2 separate regions of the Homo sapiens genome follow, and region 1 is linked to region 2. Evidence: read pairs that join two places in POLR2A ChIA-PET (ENCODE). Cell type or tissue: GM12878. All regions are shown on one strand. Each heading gives the region's core, and the rest is flanking DNA. Links, peaks and the distances in the headings are about the cores only.

What was found. Peaks named below come from ENCODE experiments on the same cell type or tissue, not always from the same donor. Only the 100,000 strongest peaks of a DNase experiment are listed, where the experiment ranks them.
Region 1: POLR2A ChIA-PET joins it to region 2 with 8 read pairs; 2 of 35 experiments call an interaction of 5 or more read pairs at or near these places.

The regions. Positions count from the first base shown.
Region 1 is chrX:16,110,968-16,123,000 of GRCh38, forward strand. No RefSeq gene overlaps it. Among named protein-coding and RNA genes, the nearest start is that of GRPR, 6.6 kb to the right of the region's middle. RefSeq lists an enhancer at 8,842-8,981. In GM12878, for the core only: no CTCF peak of the experiment used is centred there; no DNase peak of the experiment used is centred there.
Region 2 is chrX:15,982,180-15,994,212 of GRCh38, forward strand. No RefSeq gene overlaps it. Among named protein-coding and RNA genes, the nearest start is that of AP1S2, 130 kb to the left of the region's middle. In GM12878, for the core only: no CTCF peak of the experiment used is centred there; a DNase peak (open chromatin) is centred at 7,293.

The DNA.
Region 1 (12,033 bases), core at 5,030-7,529, 130 kb after region 2:
TTGAGACAGGTTCTCACTTTGTTGCCCAGGCTGGAGTACAGTAGCACAATCTTGGCTCACTGCAACCTCTGCCTCCTGGGTTCAAGAGATTCTCCTGCCTCAGTCTCCCAAGTAGCTGGGACTACAGGCGTGTGCCACCACACCCGCTAACTTTTGTATTTTTAGTAGAGACAGGGTTTCACCATGTTGGCCAGGCTGGTCTCCAACTCCTGACCTCAAGTGATCCACTCACCTTGGCCTCTCAAAGTGCTGGGATTACAGGTGTGAGCCATCGCGCCTGGATGATTGTCTTAGGAATTTCTTAAAGGGGAATATTAACTTGAGAATCACCTTCATGGAAGAGGCTATTGAAAACACGAATGTTTTACCTTAATAGAGATGCTCTTTAACTTACTATGGGGTTACTTCCTGATAAACCCATCTTAAGTTGAAAATATCATTAAGTGAAAAATACATTAAATACTCCTAGCTTACTGAACATCATAGCTTTAGTCTAGCCTATCTTGAACGTGCTCAGAACACTTTCATTAGCCTATAGCTGGGAAAAATCATCTAACACAAAGCCTATTTTATAACAAAGTGTCGAGTAGCTCATGTAATTTATTGAATATCATGCTGAAAGTTAAAAAGAGAATGGCTGTATAGGTACTGGAGGTGTGGTTTCTACTGAACGCATATTGTTTTTGCAGCATCGTAAAGTAAAAAAGTTGTTAAGTCGAACCATCTTAAGTCAGGGATCATCTGTACTGAGAGACCTCACATACAAGAAAGACAAGGGAGGAGCAAAGACATTGTTCAAATGATTGGCCTTGAAATTTGATTATTTTCCTCCACCTTCAATGTTAGAAGTATCAGCAAAGTAGATTTTATTCCTGTGCCAGGTAGGTCCTCCCTGGAAAGCAGAAACTGAATTAGAATTAGGTAAGAAAGCGGTATGTTGCACAGGTGATAACTGTGAAAGATAAAAGGGTTATGAAGCAGATTTGGCTAGGGAGAGCCTTGGACAACGAAGCAGCTCTGACAAAGTCTCCACCAACCCAATGGGAAGCTCTGTAGCAAAGATTGCCCATTAGAAGAGTCTCCCGTTGGGCAGAAATGACCAGGTTGTAGGTCTTCTGCCATGCTGAGTCTTTGGCTGAGGGCTGCCTTGGAAGAGCATGGCTTCAGCTAGAGAGTTCAGGTGGATTTAAAAGGCACTGACTAGCTGGAGGTTCTTAGCAAACTGTACTCTTTGCTGCTAACAACGTGTTTTTTCTTGATGGGAGATCTGAGTGGTGCATCTTTGTGGATGCCATAGTTCTTCTGATGAAATGTCTCTTTAGAGAGCTTTATGGCCGGCGGGGTGGAAGGAGAGAAATATGTAAACTATCAGGAGACCTGGTTTCCGACCATCACTCAACATTAGTTTACTGTAACAGTCTCTTTCTCTCTTTTTAGTGGCTTGACACAACAATGATTTATTTAGCTTTCAATTCTGTGAGTCAGAAATTTGGGTTGGACTTAGGTGGTGGTTCTCAGTGAGTCTCAGTTGGACCCATTCATGCATCTATAGTTAGTGATTGGGATAGCTGAGGGACGTTTGGTGTTTATAACCTCAGATGTGATCGCTTGCTATTACTTCATGTGGCCTCTCATCCTCCAGCAGGCTAGCCTGTGTTCAACCACAAGGTGGTGGCAAAATTAAGCATGCTAGGATTCTTGAGACCTAGGTTATAGCTGGCACAAGGCTATTTCTAGTGCATTTTTCTGGGGAAAAAATGTCATAAAGGCCAGAATAAATAGAGAGTTAGTCTCTACATTTTAATGGGAAGAGCATCAAGGTCTTATTTCAAGCAAGTGTGGATACAGTGATGCAGAATGTGTGTACATTTTCACAATTTGTCATACTCTATAAGAGAAGTATTAAAATTAGGTTTATGTGAAGATAAATAAGACAAGGTCTTTGCATTCCAGAAGCTCTATAATATGATTAAAAGATATTGCATGTCGTAGAAACTGGGATGACAAAAATGCAATAAGAATGTAGATAAAAATAAATATTGTACTGTGACAGTCTCTTAACCTCTGTGCATCTCAGTTTTCTCAGCTATGAAGGGGTGGGGGAATCTATTTGAAATTTTAAAAATATCTGATTTCAGATAGCAAAAATTCTTATTCAGAAATTGCATGGAACTAGAATGGTATTAAGAGCATGAAATCTGTGCCAGATTGCCTGAGTTTGAAACCAGGCTTTAGCATTGACTAATTGTGTCATCTTGGGTGAATTATAAAACCTCGCTGGAGCTTGGTTTCCTCATTCTTAAAATGGGATTAATAATAGTACCTTCCTAATAGGGTTCAAAATCTAAAGAGCTATAAAGCATTTAGAATAGTGCCTGGCACATAGTGAATACTCAGCAAATGCTAATTCTAACTCCTACCCTTCTACAAATACATGTTCTCACATACAAACACTCTTGAATAAACCTGGATTTTGGAGTGAGAATTTAAGGGGTGAATGTGCCCATGTTAGGTTTGGCAGTAGCTATATCTAAGGAAAAACTTTGGTACTACTTTTCGTGTGTCCTAGTTTCTGAGAAAGGGTAAAAAGCATTTTTCTTCCAGAGTACAGTTTATGTTGCTTCTGGATTGCCTAGTAACAAAAGCCTCTCCTCATTCTTTTTCTGCTCTGATTGTTTTTACCTCAACAATTTAATTGAAAGTTAAAAAAAATTATTGAGTTCTGCCTCCCCGACCAGTTGAAGTCACTGAATCTCAATCAAAATGCTTCAGAAACCTATAAACATCATAGCCTGTTGTAACCTACTCAGAGTTATTAACTTTCTATTTTTTAAAAAATTTTTGTATGCTTGGCAACCAGGCTTTCTTTGCTATGGACATAATGAGGCTTCACCCTTAAGTCAGCCTTATAGCCTGGGGGGTCTGGTCAATCTCTTTTCAAAGGCAGTATTTCCACACTTTTAGGCCTTTGATTAAGGAAATCAAATGTGTGTTGGTAAGTTCTTCTCATGGTACAAAACCCAAAGAGGAAGACTATTATTAATCATAATCATCAGAAGGAGAGTTTACAAGTGAAGGAAGAGGAATGAACACTTTTGGATGACTAGAGTGAAGTCTCTAATTCCAACATAGCAAATTAGCTCTTCATTTTGAAAGGTGGCACTTCACTGCTGGTGAAGGGATATAGAAGTGGGGTTAGGACAGGGAGTGGGGTGCACTAGAAGGAGATGAAATACAACTTAGCAAGCCTTGCTCTAATCCTGTGAGAAGCCTCTTTGCCATGGGATCAGAAATGGGGGCATTTTCATTATTGCTAAGAGTCACCCTGAAGCCTAGCAGTGTTTTCAGTAAAACATTGCATAATTTGCTTCATGTTTCCATGAGGATGTTTTATCTTGTTTATTGAAAGAGGAAGTACAGTTGAGGACCTGTCATCATTAGGAACTAGTGAGTTTCTGCTTTTCTCTATTCCACATCTTAAATTATTTTGATATTAAAGAAATGTGACTATAGACATGAGACAGGAACTGAGCATCCTGTTTATTTCTCTAGAGGCGAAAAAAAAAAAAAAACCCAAAAACAAAAAACACAAGATACCGTTGCCGAGAAAGAAATAGAAACCACAGCTGCTGGATTCTCCTTATTGGTTTTTTTCCACCAGTCTTTCAGCTCCCTAATTCTTTATCCCTAGTTTCTACTTGTTTCAGTGCACTTTTTTCTTCATTTTCCTATTTGTCCATTTCACCTCCCAGGAGAACTCTGAGTCATAACTATCCCTCTAGTTCTCTCCCTTGTCCCCTGAGAGATGATGTGGTCTAGTGGTTACGCACCCAATTACAGAAACACGCTTCTTAACCATGTAACTGCAGGCGAGGTGCTTGCCCTTTCTATGCCTCATTTTCTCATCTGTAAAAGGAATGTAAATAGTCCTATATCATAGGGTGGTTGTAAGGATTCCATGAGAGAACACACGTAAAGCATCTGGAATCAATATTGGCTCTATTATTATATCCTCTGTCCTCACCCCTTTCCACAGATCCTGTAATACTCATTATCTATCTGGATATATATTTGGTTGCTGTGGGACACTAGCAGAATTTAAAATACACTAATATGCCCACGGGGAGGAATGAGGAAAGATTGGGGTGGTCAGTAAAAACAGCAAATCAGTCTACTTCCCTACTGCGTCGAAGAGTCATTTTCCTGCACTGACAATCCACTAGCTACTCTGAAACAAATTCCATTCTAAGTCATGTGCATTTCATGGCACTTCAATCTTGGACCTCCAGGTTGATTGATGTGGAGGAGAGGAAATGCATATCTGAATGGCTGGAATGATACTACCACCCTTTCAGGGAAGAGTTTCACTTTGCACCACCCAGCCAAGACCTCAAAGATATGTGAATAGTTACTTTGTTGGCATTATTAACCATGTTAATAATTAATTACATTTATTAGACGTTGTAAAAACTTTTTATAGTGCAGAATTTAAAATATATACAAAAATAGACAGATGCATAACATGGGCACCCACATACTTTTCACCTGTCTTCAGCAAGTATCAACTCAGGGCCAATCCTGTTTCATTTTTGTCCCTACCCACTTCTCTACTTTCCATATGATTTTGAAGCAAATCCTGGCTATCATGTCATTTTATCCATAAATATTTCAGCAAGTTTTCCTGAAACAGAATCAGCAAACTCTGGCCTGTGGGCTAACCTCCTATTTTGCAAATAAAGTTTATTAGAACAAAGTCACACCCATTCATTTACCTACTGTCTATTGGCTGCTTTCCCAGCAGGGACAGGCACACTGTGGTCCACAAAGCCTAAAATATTTACTATTTGGCCCCTTAAGAAAAAGCATGCTCACCCGTGCTTTAAAAGATAAGGACTTTTAAAAACACAACTACAATATGGTTATCACACCTAAAAAATGTGATAATTTACTACAAAGTCACTTAAAATTGTTTAGGACCTTACATCTTTTTAAATGCCTTCGTATGTGTTATCTCATTTGAATCTTGCAACAATCTCTGTGAGCTAAGAAGGAGAACCCTAGTGTCATTTAAATCCCTTTTATATATATGAAAAAATGGAAGAGTAGAGTTTAAAAGTAACTTCATCAAAGGCAGGCAGCTAATAAGCAATTTGAATAGAATTCAGCCTCGGATACCTTGTTGTGGGGCAATCAGATGCTTAAATTCTGCAGTTTGTGAATGATAAATTCCCTGTGTATTTCTCAGCTGTTCCATTTCAAGAGTATTTGACTTGAAGAACTTGGTATGGGATATATATTTCAGACATGACTTGGAGTTAATTTAAGGTGAGCCTCCTTCAAGCAGTAAAAATAACAGGGTTTTTATATTGAGTGAGAGTTCCCATGGAACCACTCTGAGTTTGAAGTGCCATAGTGGCGCTTGGAGAAAAATCTACGGATAAGCCTGTTTTCTAGCATCTTCCTTAGAGAAGAACATGGTGTGTTATTTTACGACCAAAGACAAAAGGTGAAATGTGAGGTTTGGATTCATTTTAGTTGCATGAGCACCCATAGTCTGGGGGTGCATCCCGGCCATTTTGTCCCATAAAGCTGGCTGGAAACAAAAATAAAAGCCAGACTGCTCATGAGAAACCTGATGGCATTTTTATTGGTTTGCCCATGAGATGATAACACCTTTGAGAAGAGAATCCAAGAGAGCATATAAAAGTGGAAAATAGTCACAGAAAGTCCAATCATACTTTGGAAACTCTAAGAACATTAGTTTCCATTTTTATATGACCAGAAACCTACTGTACAATCAAAGGTCCTTGCTGAAGCAGGTTCCAGATTTTATATATGAAAAAAATGGAAGCATAGAGTTTAAAAGTAACTTCATCAAAGGCAGGCAGCTAATAAGCAGTTTGAATAGAATTCAGCCTCTGATATCTTGTGGTGGGGAATCAGAAGCTTAAATTCTGCAGTATGTGAAATTCTGCTGGAGCAGGTTCCATTGTTTAAAAACAATGCTGGTTTCTGTTACAAAATAGCTTTCTTTCAATACATTGAAAACATTCTTCCTAGTTAGGCAATTAGCTACTTGAGGGCAGGAACCATTGTTTGCTAATTTTTGTATTTCTGGGACCTAGAGCTTGGGCTGGCTGGGAAAGGAACTTAATATAAATGGCTGGGCGTGGTGGCTCACGCCTGTAATCCCTGCACTTTGGGAGGCCGAGGCAGATGGCTCACGAAGTCAGGAGATCGAGACCATCCTGGCCAACATGGTGAAACTCCATCTCTACTAAAATGCAAAAAAAAAAAAAAAAAAAAAAAAAAATTAGCTGGGCCTGTTGGCACACACCTGTAGTACCAGCTACTCGGGAGGCTGAGGCAGAGGAATCGCTTGGGTTGCAGTGAGCCGAGATCGTGCCACTGCACTCCAGCCTGGCAACAGAGTGAGACTTTGTCTCAAAAAAAAAAAAAAAAAAAAAAAAAAAAAGAATGGTGTCAAATGGCTACAAAATGTCAACATTATTACTTATTTAGCTGTGAGTAAAATCATACTTTTAGCAATGAAAAAAAATCTATCACCCCAAATACAACTTTACAGTGGAGAAATCCTAGCAGATACCACCTTAATCAACCTCACCACTGATAACCTCAGGTTAACCTCACCACCGATAAATCATATGGATAATCGTGTACCCTGTAGTATGCTAAATAATGGCTCCCAAAGATATCCACCCCCTAATCCCCAGAACCTGTGAATATGTTCCCTTATATGGCAAAAGGGACATTGCAGACAAAATTAAATTAAGGATCTAGAGATGGGAAGATTGTCCTGATTATCCAGATGGGCCCATTATACCACAAGGGCTCTTATAAGTGGGAGGCAGTGGGAGATTTGACTGCAGAAGAAAAGGCAATTTGACAACAGAAGCAGAGATTGGAGTGATGTGGCCACAAGCCAAAGAATACTGGGAACCACCAGCAGCTGGAAGAAGCAAGGAACAATTCTCCATAGGACCTCCAGAAGGAGCCTGCCCTGCCAACACTCTGAATTTAGCCCTGTAAGGCTCATTTCTGACTTCTGGTCTCCAGAGTTGTAAGAGAATACATTTTTCTTGTTTTAAGCCACTAAGCTTGGGGTAATTTGTTACAGTAGCAACTAATACATACTCCCTGATAGGAAGTGATGAGAAGGGTGCCTTACCTCTTATGGTTTTTCTCCCCCAAATTTATATCCCTAGTCAAGTCATGAAAATATACCAGGCAAACCCCAATGAAGGGACATTCTACAAAATACCTGACCAATATTCTTCAAAAATATCAAGGTCAGGAAAAACAGGAAAGTCTGAGAAACTGTCGCAGCTAGGAGGAGCTAAGGAATCATGTTGATTACATGCAATATAGTATCTTGGATTGGACCCTGGAACAGAAAATGACAGTAATGGAAAGACTGGTGAAGTTTGAATAAAATATGTAGTTTAGATAATAGTGTTATATCAATGCTAATTTCTTCATTTTGTAACATTTTAATAATAGAGGAAGCTACGTGAGGGGCATACAGGAACTCTTTGTACCGTCTTTGTGACTTTTCCATAAACTGAAAGACATTTCAAAATCTAACATTTAAAGAGGAATCCATGCCAGCAACATGTTTTCTTTTCAGACATCTGTTATTAGAGATGGAAATAATATAGGAATGTATTTCAGGGAGTCTAGGACTGTGCTGATCGAACCCTCTCAGGGGAGAGGAAGAAAAGGCTAGAAACAGATGGCTGAGGGTAGAGAAACAGTACCACTCTCATTTGCCTTCCATGCTCCTGGTGGTGCTAATGCATCAAGTTGTCCTGGGGCATAGGCAAGGGGAAAATGTTCCTGTACTTTATGAATGGAGAATCCATAGCACAGAACAGTTCAGTAACAAATAATGTTCATTGAATTTATTTTACTTGTCCAAGTTCACTGAGCAGATGCAGAAATGAAATATAAACGGTCTAATTTCCAGGTATATGGTGGCTGAGCAAGAAAGTTCAGTTCATTTACAATATTTTAAAAATACATATTTTGATCCAGATAAGAAACTTTGGTGTTGCAGAATGACAAATGAATTTCAGTGTGCACAACCTTTCTAGATTTGACCATACTTTCCTTCCCTCACACCCTGTATGACCACTCCAGGTTTAACTCAGGTTTATAGCACTTGCCTTTTCTGGTCTTCCTCTTCTGTTTTCTTTTGTCTTTGGGGTGGTTTTCTTTTCTTCCTCTTCTCCATCCATTCTACTTACCAGGTGTTACCTGTGGGTGCATAACAAATTACCATAAAACAATGGGTTAAAACAACAAACATTTATTAACTCATGGTCTCTGTGGATCAGGAATTTAACAGTGGCTTGGCTGGGTGATTCTGGCTCAGGGTCTTTCATGAAGCTGCAGTCAGAGAGTCAGCTGGGGCTGCAGTTATGTGAAGGCTTGACTGGGGATGGATGATCCATTTCCAAAATGACTGACTCACATAGCTCTGGACAGGAGGTTTCAGTTCCTCCCCATGTGGATCTGTCCATAAGGTCACTTGAGTATCCTCATGACATGGCTGCTGATTTCCTTCAGAGCAAGTGATCCAAGGAGAGAGTGCAAAGAGGAAGCTGCAATGTCCCTTATCATCTAGTCTTGGAAGTTACACACTATTCCTGCTGTGTCATTCTATTTGTTAGAAGCAAGTCACTAAGTAAAGCTCACACTTAAGGGGTGGAGGTGGGGGTTAAATTAATCTACATCTCTTGAAGCAAAGAGTACTGAGAACTGGCGAATATATTTTAACCACCACACCAGGTGTTCTCCTAGCCTCAGATGTGTCTGAGAATTTCGTCTTCCTCTTTAGGCTTTCTCTTGGCATCTACATTTACTTCTGCAGTTTCATGTGACTCAAAATGAAACCCAATTCATTTTTTCCTTCCAGAAGACTCCTCTCATCTTTCTTCTAAGTTTTTAAGCCCCATAAAAAGTCACAGAATGTTGAGAAAAGAAAAGGGAACTTGAAACGATCCCAGCATTACAGGATCTGGATAGAGTCATCTGCCTCTTTTGTTCCTGCTGCAGTACTAAAATTTGACATCTCTGATTCTTCTCAAGCAAGAGTTGCTGCAGTCTTTTGAGCAGCTTCTCCGTGGTGCTGTCACAAATCTAATATTGAAATCACGCTTAGTCTTCACTGACTTTTACCACATAATCTTCTTCTCAAAGCCTAACTTCACTTGATTCTCTGTGATTCTTTTACTGTACATTTAAACTATTTGGCATTCAGGGTTCTAGTTCTCAACCAGTCCTCTTAATTATTTACTTCTATGCTTTCAGACTTCACCTCTCATTTTCCATTGGCTTTCTTACATTCCCTTGTTCATCTAGCAAACTCAATATGCCTGAAGCCAAATTCAGCCTTTCCCTCCAGAAGCTTCCCTTTTGACCTTGCTCATAGCCAGTGGGAAGAGGCTTTGTCTCCACACTCTGTGGTCCCATTGAATCTACCTGTTCTCCTAAATTCTATCAAGTCACTGTTGCCCACCTCATGTTAGAGCCCCACAGAAAATCCAGTCTTTTGGAAAGATGAAAAAGGTGACTCTATTGACTGAAATAGAAACAGAAGTGACAACCCTGTCCCAACACATAAGAAAAGATGCTGAGTCATACTCCAATTCTATTCAGAAATTGGACTCCCTGGGGACAGAGATTTTATATTACATTTGTTCCATGTCATGTTCACATGTCAGAGGCATCTCATGTTCACCAGTAAATAAAAAGCTAAGCAAATGTCTGAATACGTTTGGTGTTTGGTGTTCCGGCTCTGCCGGAAGGTGACACATAATGGTAGGGATGGAAAGAGTCATTATAGTTAATTAGTTGAAATGACATAGAAATTATGGAATTAGCTTTTTTTTTTTTTTTTTTTTTTTTGAGAGGGAGTCTTGCTCTGTCGCACAGGCTGGAGTGCAGTGGCACGATCTCGGCTCACTGCAAGCTCTGCCTCCTGGGTTCACGCCATTCTCCTGCCTCAGCCTCCCAAGTAGCTGGGACTACAGGTGCCCATCACCACGCTTGGTTAATTTTTTGTATTTTTAGTACAGACGGGGTTTCACTGTGTTAGCCAGGATGGTCTCGATCTCCTGACCTCATGATCCACCCGCCTCGGCCTCCCAAAGTGCTGGGATTACATGCGTGAGCCACCGCACCTGGCCCGAATTAGCTTTTTAAAGCATCCTTGATCCCCGAAAATATTAGATGTCAAACCTCAACGCACCTTTACTCCTAAAATACCATTAGAAGAATCTATAGTGCTGTGGAACACATAATGCTAACACCAGCTATGAGAAATCAATATCTATCAGCATCCCCTTAACTTACATTGGAAGAAACACTAACCACCCAATTAGATTTAAGTAGTGAGGCTGACTCAGCACACAGGGGTGTCTAAAGAAATAAAGGGAAACAACATCCAGAAGTTCTCTTTGTGAACCAAAAATATGCCTTTTAGACCAAACTTCTTAGCAAGAATACAAGATCCATCACAATCTCACCCAAACCTGCTTCTAGCTGCATTTCACGCTGTTCTTTTTCCACCCCTGTCTTCCAATCTGGGTGACCCTCTGGATTTATAGATGTCCCTCTGCTCAATGTCATGCTCTTTCCTTTATGCCTTGATCCTAGGCACATATGATTTTCTTCATTCAAAAGACCTTGTCAACACTTAACCTTTAAAGATATCGTCTTTTCTGGAGAAAAGGTAGTTGCTTCACTCCAGAGAGGGGTTGGGGTCTAAAGAGCTGTGAGAGTACACATCTTCATGCTATTTTTCTCAGCCTCTTGCTCAGTGCCTGGCAACTGGTAGATGTTTGATAAATTTTTTTCAAGTAAATAAAGGAGTTGCTAATTCACTCGTATGAGTGCTTGCCTATTGATCTGAGGTCAATCACTCTTCTGAACTCATTGGGCTTTTCCAAAGTAAGCCTTTCCCCCTCAATCTAATAATGATAATAATAATAAGTGCTAATATTAATTGAGCACTTACTATGTGCCAAATACTATGCAATCTTAACATGAATCATTTCATCTAACTTCATAAGTTCTCCTCACCCTGCAGATGAGGAACCTGAAGCTTAAGACACTAAGTAACTTGCCATAATTATAAATGAGGGAGCCAGGATTGAAGCAGAGCCTGTGTACTGTATCATTAAGCTATATTGCTGGCAACTAATCAACACCACTGGGCTCATGGCTATTGGCTGGTTACTGGTGCTACTGATCTCTGCCGAGAAGCTCTTCCACCTCTAGCCATGCAGCATCAGTCTCCCTCCTGCTGGCAGAGAGGGGCGCTGAGCCTTTCATATTTACATAGAAAGCATGGCAGCAGCCTCAGTGTTGGAACCTGCCACTGGAAATGTCCATAACAACACAGTTGGGGGCTTTCTTTGTGGGCCCTGGCATGGTAAGTGCAAGTTTTGTTATTCCTTATGGGTTCTGAAAAATGAGACTTCACCTGTTAGTGACTGGCTTCACGTCATGTACCTGGAGGAGCTGGCTTCACATACGTCATAAAGATGCACTCTAATAATGTATTTAGAAGTTGTTGGCTAAAGGTCTAAGCCTGATTCTAATAGCACTTCCTCAATTAAGCTTTTTCTAGCACTCCTTCAACGATAACTTACTTCTTTTACCACCCACTCAATTCCTCAGTATTGTATCTATCACGCTTTTATAGTTCTTTATTTTCCACACAGGGCTATAAAGAGGATATTTGCTATAAAACATGGCAAACATTCAATTAAAAATGCAAATAGCTGCATCAAAATGCCGATTCATAAAATTTTTAGATCAGATGAGAAAAGACCCATTTTTCTGGAAAAGACTATTGATCATTGAGAGTTAAGAATACAGCTGGTTCCCAATTTAATTTCTCCCTGGTAAACAGAATAGGAATGGCTTGGCAAATCTACAGGAAAGAACATGTGTGCATTGTGCTTCTGGCTTTTCCAGATGTCAGTTGCTGAAGGTTTAAGGTGT
Region 2 (12,033 bases), core at 5,946-8,445:
TGTGAAATTCAAATTTTAGTGTCCATAAATAAAGTTTTATTAGAATATAACAATGCTCATTTGTTTGTGTTATCTATGGCTGCTTTGATGCTCTAACAGCAGAATTGAATAGTTGTCACAGAGACCGTCTGGCCTGCAATGCCTAAAATATTTATGCTCTGGCCCCTTTTACAGAAAAAATTTACTGACTCCTGATTGAAGTCAATCCTGATCAACAGGACTTTGGGGCATAGAGAGAAAGGGAAGCTCTCCTGTCTGAAATGCCAACTTAGGCATATCTGATTGATCCCTCCTGCTTTTCTGACATCTTCCATAGTAAATTATCATTCTTCAATTTTGAGTCTTGCTTGGACATAAAAGGTGATAGTTTGCATCTGCGCTGTGGAATATGGCAGACACTAGGCACCTGTGTGTTGAGGACTTGAAATGTGGCTTACTGCAAATTGAAATGTGTTGTTTAAGTGTAAAATACATACCAGATTTTGAAGAATTCGTATCAAAAAATGTAAGATCTCTCATTAACGTTTTTTTGATTACATGGTGAAATGATAATATTTGGGATATATTAGATTAACTCGAATATATTCTTACAATTAATTTCACCTGTTTCTTGTTACTTTTTAATGTGACTAGCAGAAAAATTTAAATTCCATGTATGGCTCACGCTGTATTTCTTTTGGACAGTGCTGTTTTGAACCCTTTCACTTCTTATTTATTTATTTTAGAGATGGGGTCTTGCTCTGTCACCCAGGCTGGAGTGCAGTGGCATGATAGCAGCTCACTGCAACCTCTACCTTCCAGGCTCAAGCGATTCTCTCACCTCAGCCTCCTGGGTAGCTGGGACCACAGGTGTGCACTGCCAGGCCCAGATAAGTTTTTGGTTTTTTTGCAGATGGAAGTCTCACTATGTTGCCCAGGCTGGTCTCCAACTTCTGGGCTCAAGCAATCCTCCCGCCTTGGCCTCCCAAAGTGCTGGGATTAGAGGCATGAGCTACTGCACCCAATCCTCCTTTAACTTCTTGACCAGTTTCCCATTTGCAAACATCTGGTGAGTCACTAGAGAAACCATAACAGGTGCTTTATCAGAGCTCACCACCTTCTTGTTTCTCCATGAGCCACTTCTGCCCATATGGGTAGAAACTTGTCTTCTTAACCAAGCAGGTAGAAAACAGTTTAACAGTGGACAGGTATCTCCAAATGTGTTGAGTTACTAGTAAAATTAACTATTTACTGCTGTATTTAGAAAACATGTTATTTTTCTGAAGGGAGAAAGATTTTTTTTTTTTAAAGAATAACATTTCCCAAATTACAGCAGTTAAAAATATCAAGCTATTTTATTTACATGAATTTTCCCACTGGAGCTTCTATACTTTGTAAACTTTATAAATTACAGCATGGGATTCAGAAACAAACGCAGGTTAAGGGTTTATTTTTACAAACTTCAACATGGCAAAATAATGGTTAAAGAGTCATAGTGAAAATTTTGAATTGACTGCAGGTACCTAGAGAATGTCATTTTACCTTTGTATTATGTTTTCAAATCACAAATGGGGTAACATGCTAATTTTTATTTGATTTGTTTTTTTTTTTTTTTTGATGGAGCAGCAGAGTCTTGCTATGTTGCCTGGGCTGGACTGCAGTGGCTATTCACAGGAAAGATCATCCCTGCACTGCAGCTTCGAACCCCTGACTTCAAGTTATTCTCCTGCCTCAGCATCCCAAGTAGCTGGGACTAAGACATAATTAAAGAAATAATTAGGGAATTGAAATACGGATTTGAATACTTACCCAGAATTCTGCTCACATAGATTAAAAAAATGAAAGAATAAGAATGCTCAACATATGCCAGTGTGAATTCAGGAAGGAGAAAATTAAAAGGATGAGGGAGAATTAAATATCAAAGAAATAGTGTCAATTAAGGAAGAGCAATCAAATGACTGGCAGGAAAATCCTTATGAAAATAACACTACTATCTATAAAGACTAAAGGTGAAATAAAGATTTTCCCCAATAAAGTCTGAGAGTTCACAAACCCTTGAACTGTTCACAAACCCTTAATACTAAAGAATATATGTTTATAAGAAGGAAATCAGACCTAAAAAGAAGGATCAGTATCTAAGAAGCCACGTTTAGCAAAGAAATTGGTAAACAGCTTGGCAAATTTCAATAACCAATGACCATTAAAAAAATCTTACAATAAAAAGAGCAATAATGACTATTTGGGAGGAGGAGATGGGGTCCAAAATAAAGAGGTATTAAACATTATATGACCTGTCATGGAATATTGGGGATGGGTCTATGTGGGGTTAAAGGGTTCTAAGTACCTTGAAATGTTCAGGAGGAGTCTAAACATGTGATTGTACTCCAAATAGTAAAGTCAAGTAGATATATGAAAATCCTTTACCAAAACAGTAGAAATATGATGTGTATCTTTCAAGTAAGTGGAAAATAGAAAAAGAGGGAAAAAAGAAGCAAAGACAAAGATAGGCAGATAAAAAACTCAAAATAGGGAAAAGAACTCCACATATACCTATAGTGACAATAAATATAGGAATATATATTTGGATAGGACTGATTCAACAGTCCTCATTAAAGACAGAGCCTCTTAGGTTAGATAAAAAGACAAAATTTAACTATATGCTGTTCATAAGAGACACATATAAAGCATAAAGACACAGAAAGGTGGAAAGTGAAAGGATAATAAAGGAACAACCAAGTGACTATTTGTTGAACAAATAATTAAGTTTCCTGGATGGCAGAGACTTTTCTGTAACCCCCACCCCTTAATAGACTATTTTTTACAGCAGTTTTAGGTTCACAGCAAAATTGAGCAGAAATTACAGAGTTGCCGTGTACCCTTTCTCTCCCTTCCCATTGCCCTCCACCATCAATATCCTCACCAGTGGGGTACATTTCTTACAATAGATAAACCAGCCTTTACACATCACCCAAAGTCTGTATTTTACAATAGGTACCACTCTTTGTGTTGTATGTTCTGTGAGCTTTGACAAATATATGACAAGTATCTACCATTGTAGTCAGAATATATATTCATACAGAATAGTTTCACTGCCCTAAAAGTTCCCTGTGTTCCACCTATTCATTGAGACTCTGTTTTATATTTCTTCTTTATTTGCCACAGAGCCATGCTTAATTTAGGGGTTTGAAAGTCTTTGCTTGGATTCAACTGTTTTACTGAATTTCTTCTGATTGAATTCACAATAATCAAAGAAAATGAAAATTTTTGTCAGTTCCATATGATCTTTAATGACTATTCTGCCACCACTATCAGCAAGTGCCCTAAGTTCTTTTCCAGACAATTTTCAGGAAATAGTGTTTCCTGCATAAACAGAAAATGAACCTCCTAAATTTTATCATCAAGAACTAAGAATGCTTAGCCCAGCTATAAGAAAACCTCTCACTAACGTGCTATTTGTGATAATAAAATAATTTGAATGTTCTGTGAAGGGTTATCAAATAATTTTTATTTTTATTTTTGAGGTTGTAACTATTCTTGAAAGGAATTTTACAAGCTGGAGTCCTATGTGGCAACCATCAAAGATGCCTGGACAGAAAGACAGGCATTCTAGTTAACAATTCATCAATTGATTTAAATTAAATATTTCTATGCCATTTGTAGACATAAACTATACTGAAATCCTCTGTATTGCTTTTTTATTATGCGTAACAAATTACTGTAAAACTTAGTGACTTAAAACAACAAACATTTATTATCTCATAATTTCTGTGGATTGAGAATTTAGGAGCATCTTATCTGTGTAGTTCTGGCTCAGGGTCTCTCATAAGATTTCAGTCAAGATGTCAGTTGGGGCCACAGTCATCTGAGGGTTTGACTGTGGCTAGAAGATTCACTTACAAGATGGTTCACTCATGTGGCTGTTGGCAAGAGGCCTCAGTTCCTTGCCACATGGGCTTCTCAAATTGTGGCTTGAGTGTCATGACAGCTGGATTTCCCCAGAGTGAGTGATCCAAGAGAGAGAAGACAGAAGCCACGTGTCTTTATGACTCAAGCTTTCAATGTCATACTCCATCATTTCTGCAGTATCTTGTTGACTGACACATCAGCCCTATTCAGTGTTCGAGGGGAGTAAAAAAGGGCATGATCCAGGAGACAGAGATTATTGGGGCATCATTTCAGAGACTGGCTATCACATTGTTAGATACAGACATGAAACCAGTGTTTAGGAAGGATAGAGGAAATATTTTTGGGAAATAAAAGAATTTAGAATCTTATCTTTATTTTCATCTTCTCCATCTTACATACTAACAATTCTTGTTGACATCAACATTTTACCTTTTCATCAATCTCTACCTTTTCTGGATTTATTAAGTATGAAGCTCTTCAAAATGAAAATAGGTGAAATTTAGACGTTTGTCTACTCTCACTCTTTAGAAATATTGAGTTTTTAATGGTCTCTCTGATACAAATATCTCAATATATATAAAACTTGGTTAGTATCTGTATCTTATTTGAAGTGAATACTGTCTTCCACCTCTACAATAATTACCTTCACTTTATAGGTAGCTTGTCTTAAAAACAGAAGTTATCCTTTTTTGTCAGAATTTTAGCTGTTCCAACACGATTGAGCCCATGTTAAGCAGTAGGAAAATGTTTCTTTTTTTTATCTTATTATCTTCTAATCTCAAATTTTCCTGCAGTTCAATGAAATTAATGTCTTTAACATTTCCCATCCACACTAGAACCATGCTAGAAAGTGCTTTTATAATATTTTTAAGGGGGTGATATATGAAAACCCTCCTATAATTGGCTAAATGGAGACATTAGAGAATCAAATACTTCATCCTTTTTCGAAGCACTGCTTCCATGGGGCAATATAAGCTTTGAAAAGTGGATGCAATTTTATGAAATTGGTGGGTTATGATGCATTAAAATCTAGAAAGTGTTCATTTCATTTCAAATAGAGGTCTTGAAAGTAATGCTCCTTACTTACAGCTGCATTATTTTAATAAAACTTCAGCGATAATTATTTTAAAACCAACATCCTAGGTTTAAATGAAAATCACAAAAAAATCGATTTAGGACTTTAGAACTTAAACCATAAAAGTTGCTAGGGTCTATTTAATATACTTAGAGAGATTTGAATTAAATAAATAGTTTCTGCCATCACCAAACCTCACTCCAGATGATCTTGTGTGGGTCCCTTGTCTCTCTGACTGCTTGCATGGTGTAACCTAGGAGAACTGCAAGTTCCCTGGGGCCTGCACACAGCCATTTTTACTTTGTTTGAATTCTTCATGGCTACCCACTCCTCTGGGTTAGAGAACAAAGGAGAGGGCATTGTTTTCAGAAGGTCACAGTTGTTTGCACCGAATGTCCCTTCGGTTTCACCAGTGTGAGGGTTCATCCCTAGAGTCCTCAATTGGAATCTGCCCATTGCTGGAACAGCAGGATCTTCTTGTGCCTTCCTAAAAGCAGGCTGGTGGGATAAACTGGGATCCACAGGAAATTAGAGCTGATGTCTTTAAAATGGCTACCCTTCTAGCTGCAGTGCTCTCCCTGGTCTGACTTAAAGATCAGCTGTTCTGCTGGTGCCCAGTGAGGAAATTCAGAGGGTTAGACTATTGTCCAGGGCATGGGGACCACAGGTACCCCTTGCCTGCTGATCTCTATTACTTTATTTGAGCCTTTTCCTGGGCTATTGGAAATATGTCTTTTTCACACGGTAGGGCTAAGCAGGTAAGATTTGATTCCATAGCTGTTGGTGATCATTTTTGTCATGATTTGTTGGGGCAGGAGAGAGGGAGCTACTAGACAGAATAAAACCAGCATAGAAGAAGAGAGAGCCAGGAAATGGAAAGAGATTCATTTCTGGGTTTCTGCTAGATGACTGTTGGATTTTTCAATGAAAAAAGCCAAAAAACTGCTTCTTGGGTTTAAGTAAATTTGAACTGGGTTTTGGTCACTCGAGCCCCAAAGGAATTCTTATTAAAGCAGCAATTGAGATGAAAGTATTGTTTGTAAAAACATATGTTGTCTCTTGAATTTTCAACCAATAGTGAAGGAAGAATTTAATCTTTTTTTTTTTTTCATTGAGCAGTGGCTGAGAAAAACCTATGTATTTCCAAAGTGAGTTCTGACTATGGCTTTTGAGGTGCTACAAAAAGAATAGAAATCAGATAATATGTAAACATTGGAAAGACACTAAGAATGGTTTGGGAGGAAACAGTGGAGTAAGCGAAGACCAGCAATAATATAAAGAGGTTTGGATTGGCTTAATAGCTGAATTAAGATTGAAGAGAAAGTTAGTGAATTTAGTCCACAAATGCTTTGAGGCAATACTGAATAGGAGAAACACTTTCTCCCTGTTAAGGGAATTTCAAGAGAGCCATCTGGAGAAATGAGAGCAGTGGATAAAATAAGGACCAGTTGCCTGGGTCAGTTTTAGAATGTGAATTGTAGGGTGGGAATTGGTAGGGATAAAGGGTATTTGTCCTGTGTCCTGTTGTACTATGACTTGAGACACAGCCTCAAGATTTTGTGAGCTACCATGCCAGATAGAGATTTAAGAACCACATTAAGATAAGTGGAGCTTGTAAGTTCTGAGCCTGATTTTTGCTTCTGTCTCATGGAATAACATCTCCTTAGTTTATGGTTTCTACTCACATGCTAAACCAGTGATGTGGTAAGGCCCTTGGGACAAATATAGGAAAAACATCTCTCTCTCTCTCTCTCTCTCTCTCTCCTCTGTGTTGCATTGGGGGCGGTGGTGATTGGGGCACAGAACTCTCTATATAGTGAACTTTTTAACTGAGTGAGAGAGAAGCTGATTTCAGGGCTCTTACTGTAGATAGTGAGTAGTGTTTTGTAGAAGCATCAGGGAGAGAAGGAGGTGGCTTCAGTCCCTATGAGACAAAAATAGTCAAAGTTCAAATTTAGAGAATTCACAAATGTTACTCCCCCCACGCCTTCCTCTCCTCTGAAGCAAATGCTGACAAGTGTTTCTCCCCAGTTCCATTTATATCTACAAAATAGCCCTTTTTGTGACTTTTTCCCTCTTCAAAGCTACCCTTATACTTGGGAAAGAGAGGAGGGATTAAAGGGAAGATGATGGTAAAATTCCAGGACCTTGAAGGAAAAGAAGATGTTTTAGCAAGGCTTTCAAATAATAGAAGCTTTGATGGCTAGTTTGGACAAAACAGGAAGTAGGATAATCCCCAGGGAAAAAGAAAGGGAAGTGAGTCATGAAGCCCAAGTGCATTTCAAGGCATCCAGTGCTGCTTGAGAGTGAGCATCAGGCACGGTTTCGAATTTTCTGGTTGGCAAATTCTCAGCCTCTGTCTCGCTGTTCAACCATGCATTCTAACATTTAAATTACTCAGAGTCACATTTAGTGGTGTAATGTGAATTAGAACAGTATGTAACTGGGATTATTTCTGATTCCCATCTTAAAACCTTGCTTTTGTGTCTGAGAGAAGCGATAGATTCATAGACCAGAATATATTTATATACAGAAATACAGCGTTTGTGCTCCACCTCAAGATGTAACTTGAATTACACGGAAAAATCCTATGTTTAAAAATGTCTATCTAATAAACCCAATGTCATTCAAGGAAACAAGACCTGTTATTAGGTTGAGGCACTGGATGGCTATCATTTTCCTGGTCAAGACCTTGAGGCGTGGCAATTTAAGATTTAGCTCTGAAACAAGCAGCTTTTTCAGCTTGGAAACCTTTTCTCCCTTCTGTTGCTAGGTCCTCCAGCCCTGTTCAAGCACGGTTCATAATAGCTTCTTGTGAGGAAATGACATTTAGAGCTCTCTTGATCTGTCAGCATAATACCGTTTTAAAAATCACATGTGTGTTTGTGAGGCCCTCTCTTTTCTGAAGTCTAAATTTCTCTGATTCCAAGGCTGAAAATATATTCAAGAAACAATTTAAAGTTGACATCAGCATTTGTGTAATTATTTCTAATTTAAAATTATTGACTTTCCATGTTGAAAGTAGCTTATTTAATGAGCAAAATATGGCATTAAAAACATTAAAAATAACTGTGAATGAAAGACTTTCTCATCATATGTTGGTGCCCCATAGCATTCCTTTCCAAGTCAGTTACTATGGGTGAAAATAGATAATTATTTATTGAGTGGACTCATCTGCATTTTTGCTTTCTTTCAAGTGCCTGGCAGGTAATAGATGTTCAATAAATAACTGTTAAATGTTTGAATGAATTAATGAGTGCCTGATGAATCAGACTTGCCTAATTATTTTATGTTGAGCTTCAGATCAATATACAAATATTGTATCGTACTTGGAAAAAAAGTCTTTTAGTTGTCTTGAAGGGATGTCAATAATGCTATGTATGTACTTTTAATTTTTAAAATTACTTTATTATGAAAATGTTCAAACATCAGCAAAGTTGAATTTTATTGTGAATATTTGTATACCACTACCTAGATTCTACCATTTGTACTTTAATATACTTATTTTATCACCTATATCAACCCATTTTATTATTATTATTTTTTAAAGATAACAGACGGGGTCTCACTGTGTTGCACAGGCTGGCCTCAAACTCTTGGCCTCAAGCGAGCCTCCTGCCTCAGCCTCCCAAAATGCTGGGATTACAATCATGAGCCACTGCACCTGGCCCATTTCATTTTTTAATGCATTTCAAAGTAAATTGAAGACATCTGTACACTTCCTCTGTACACTTTGGCATGCATATTACCAATTAGAGTTCAGTATTTGTCTAAGATTTTTCTTTTGATGTAAAATTAACATACAATGAAATGCACAGATCTTAAGTACACATCCACTGAGTTTTGACAAATACAAATCCCCATCAAGATACAGAACATTGCCATCACTCCAGAAAGTTCATTCATGTTCCTTCCCAGGCAAACCCTGTCCCCACATCTCACTCTTCCCTTCAACAGGAAATCAGTGTTCTGATTACTTTTCACTATAGATGAGATTTGCTCATTCTAGAACTTTATATGAATGCAATCACACAATATGTACTCTTATGTGAGACTTCTTTCACTCAGTATGTTTTTGAAATTCATGGATGTTGTACTGTATATTAGTAGCTCAATTCTTCTATTGATGAGCTGTATTCCATTATATGAATAAACAGTTCACTTGTCCATTATTTTATTGATGGACACCTGGGCTATTTCAAGTTTTAACTACTAAAAATAAAGCTGCTGTGAACATGTGTGTACAAGTCTTTATGTAGATATATATTTTCATTTCTCTTGAGCAATACCTGGAAGGAATTGCTGGATCATAGTGTGTGTGTACATTTAGTTTTATAAGAAACTGCCAGATCTTTTGATAAAGGACTTATACAGTTTTGCAGCCACATCAACAATATATGAGAATCCTGATTGTCCCAAATTGTTGTCAACATTTGGTGTTGTCAGTCTTTTTAATTTTAGCCATATCAGTGGATATGTATTATTTCATTGTTTTTAAATTTCCATTTCCTTGATGACTAATGATGTCAAGTACTTTTCATATGCTTTTTGGTCATTAGTATGTGTTCTTCTGTGAAGTGTCTAAGCAAATATTTACCTTTGTGTATATATATATATATATTTATTATTAAATTTTAGATGTTCTTTATATATTCTAGAGATCAGTCCTTTGTCAGATATATATTTTCTGAAGCTTTAGCCTTTCTTTTACATTTAGATCTAGGATCTATCTCAAATTAGTTTTTGTTTAAGGTCTGTGGTAGGGACTGGTGTTCTTCTTAATTTCCCCTTCCATATGGATATCCAGTTATTCCATTATCATTTATTGAAAAGACTATTTTTTTCCTATTGGAATTCTTTGGCATCATTATAAAAAAATCAGATGACTATATGCTAAGGTTTGAATGTGTTCCCCAAAGTTTATGTATTGGAAACTTAATCCCCAATGCAATAGTGTTGGAAGGTGGGACCTTTAAGAGGTGATTAGGTCATGAGGGCTATGCCCTCATGAATGGATTAATGATGTTATTGTGGGAGCGGGTTAGTTATCATGCAAGTGAGTTCCTGATAAAAAGATGAGTTTGTCCCTCTCCCTTCCCTCTCCCTTCCCTCTCCCTTCCCTCTCCCTTCCCTCTCCCTTACGTGCTCTCTTGCCCTGCTGCCTTCTGCTATGGGATGATGCAGCTTGAAGGCGCTTGCCAGATGCAGGTCTCTTGACCTTGGATTTGCCAGTCTCCAGAATCATGAGCCAAATGAATTTCTGTTGTTTATAAATCAGTCAGTCTGTGGCATTCTGTTATAGCAACATATAATGGACTAAGACACTATAATTGGGGGTCATTTTTTGGGCTTTATTCTGTTCTATTGATTCAATTATTAAGCCAGTACCACACTGTCTTGATAACTGTAGTGTTTTATACTAAGTCATAAAGCCAGGTAGTATAAGTTCTTAACTTTGTTCCTTTTTTTGAAAATCGTTTTGGCCATTCTATGTCCCTTGATTTTCCATGTAATTTTAGACTTAATAGATCAATTTCTACAAAAATTGCTGAGAGTTTTTTATTGGAATTGCATTGTTTCTACAGATCAGTTTCTGAGAGCACTGCCATCTTAATAATATTGAGTCTTTCAATCTATGAAATGGTATATTTCTACATTTATTTAGATCTTTAATTTCTCTTAGCAATGCTTTGTCTTTTTAGTGTAGAGGTCTTAGAAATATTTCGTTATGTTTATTATGTTATACATTATATTATAGGTATATATGTTATGTTATATACATATTATATATTACATTATGTTACATGTTTGAATTATTTCATGATTTTTGATGCTATAAATGGAATCAGTTTTTAAATTTCATTTTCTAGTTGTTTGTGATCCTAATTGTTTTTTTATATTAACTTTGTATCCTGCAACTTTAGTAAATTCGCATATTACTTCTAGCATTTGTTTTGTAGATTCTTTTGACCTTTGCGTGTAAATAACCATATCATCAGCAAATATAGATAATTTTACTTTTTCTTTTTCATTCCTTTTGCCTTTTATTTCTTTTTATTCTTCATTTTGCTGTACTGAACTGGTTAGGACCTCCTGCACAATAATGAATAGAAATGATGACAGGGGGTAACCTTGCCTTTTAATAGTCCTAGGAGATAACATTTAGACTTTCACCATTGAATATGAAGTTAGCTGTAGGTTTAAACATTTTTTTTATCACATTCAAAAAGTTCCCTTTTCTTCTTAGTTTGCTAACAGTTTGTATGATGAGTAGTGTTGAATTTTTTTCTACATTTATTCTAATTATCATATAGTTTTTCTCCCTTATTCTGATTATATGGTGGGTTACGTTCATTGATCTTTAAATGTTAAACGACCTTGCATTCCTAAGATAAACTCTATTTGGTCATCATGTATTATCCTTTTTATATATTATTGAATTCAATTTGCTATATTTTGTTAATTTTTTTGCATCTATATTCATGAAGGATGTTAGTCTGTGAAATTCTTCCTTGGACTGCCTTTATCAGGTTTTAAAATTAAGGTGATACTGGCCACACAAAATAAATTGGGTGGTGGTCTCTCATTCTTTATTTTCTGAAGATGGGGGGTTTGATAAGATTCATGTGATTTTTTTCCATAAACATCTGATTGAGTTTACTAGTGAAATTATCTAAGTCTGGAGTTTCCTTTCTGGAAAAGTTTTTAACCATGAATTTAATTTTTTCTAAGATATATGGCTATTCTCTCTCACACCATGCATCCAATACATCAGCATATCCTATGGGCTTGACCTTCAGAATATGTCATGAATCTCACCTTTTCTTATCACCTCCTTGGCTATCATCTTGCACCAAACATCCATGGTCTCTTTCTCTTTTCTCATTATTGCAGTAACTGCCTTACTGGACTTTTTGTCTCTGCTCTGGCTTCTTGTAGTATATTCTCAAAATACAGTAGCTGGTGTGCCTTTTAACATAAGTCAAATTGTGTCACTACAAAAAATCCTCACCCAGAGTAAAAGTTAAAATCCTTGCAGTAGCCTATAAGGTTCCACATGGTCTAGAAGTGCA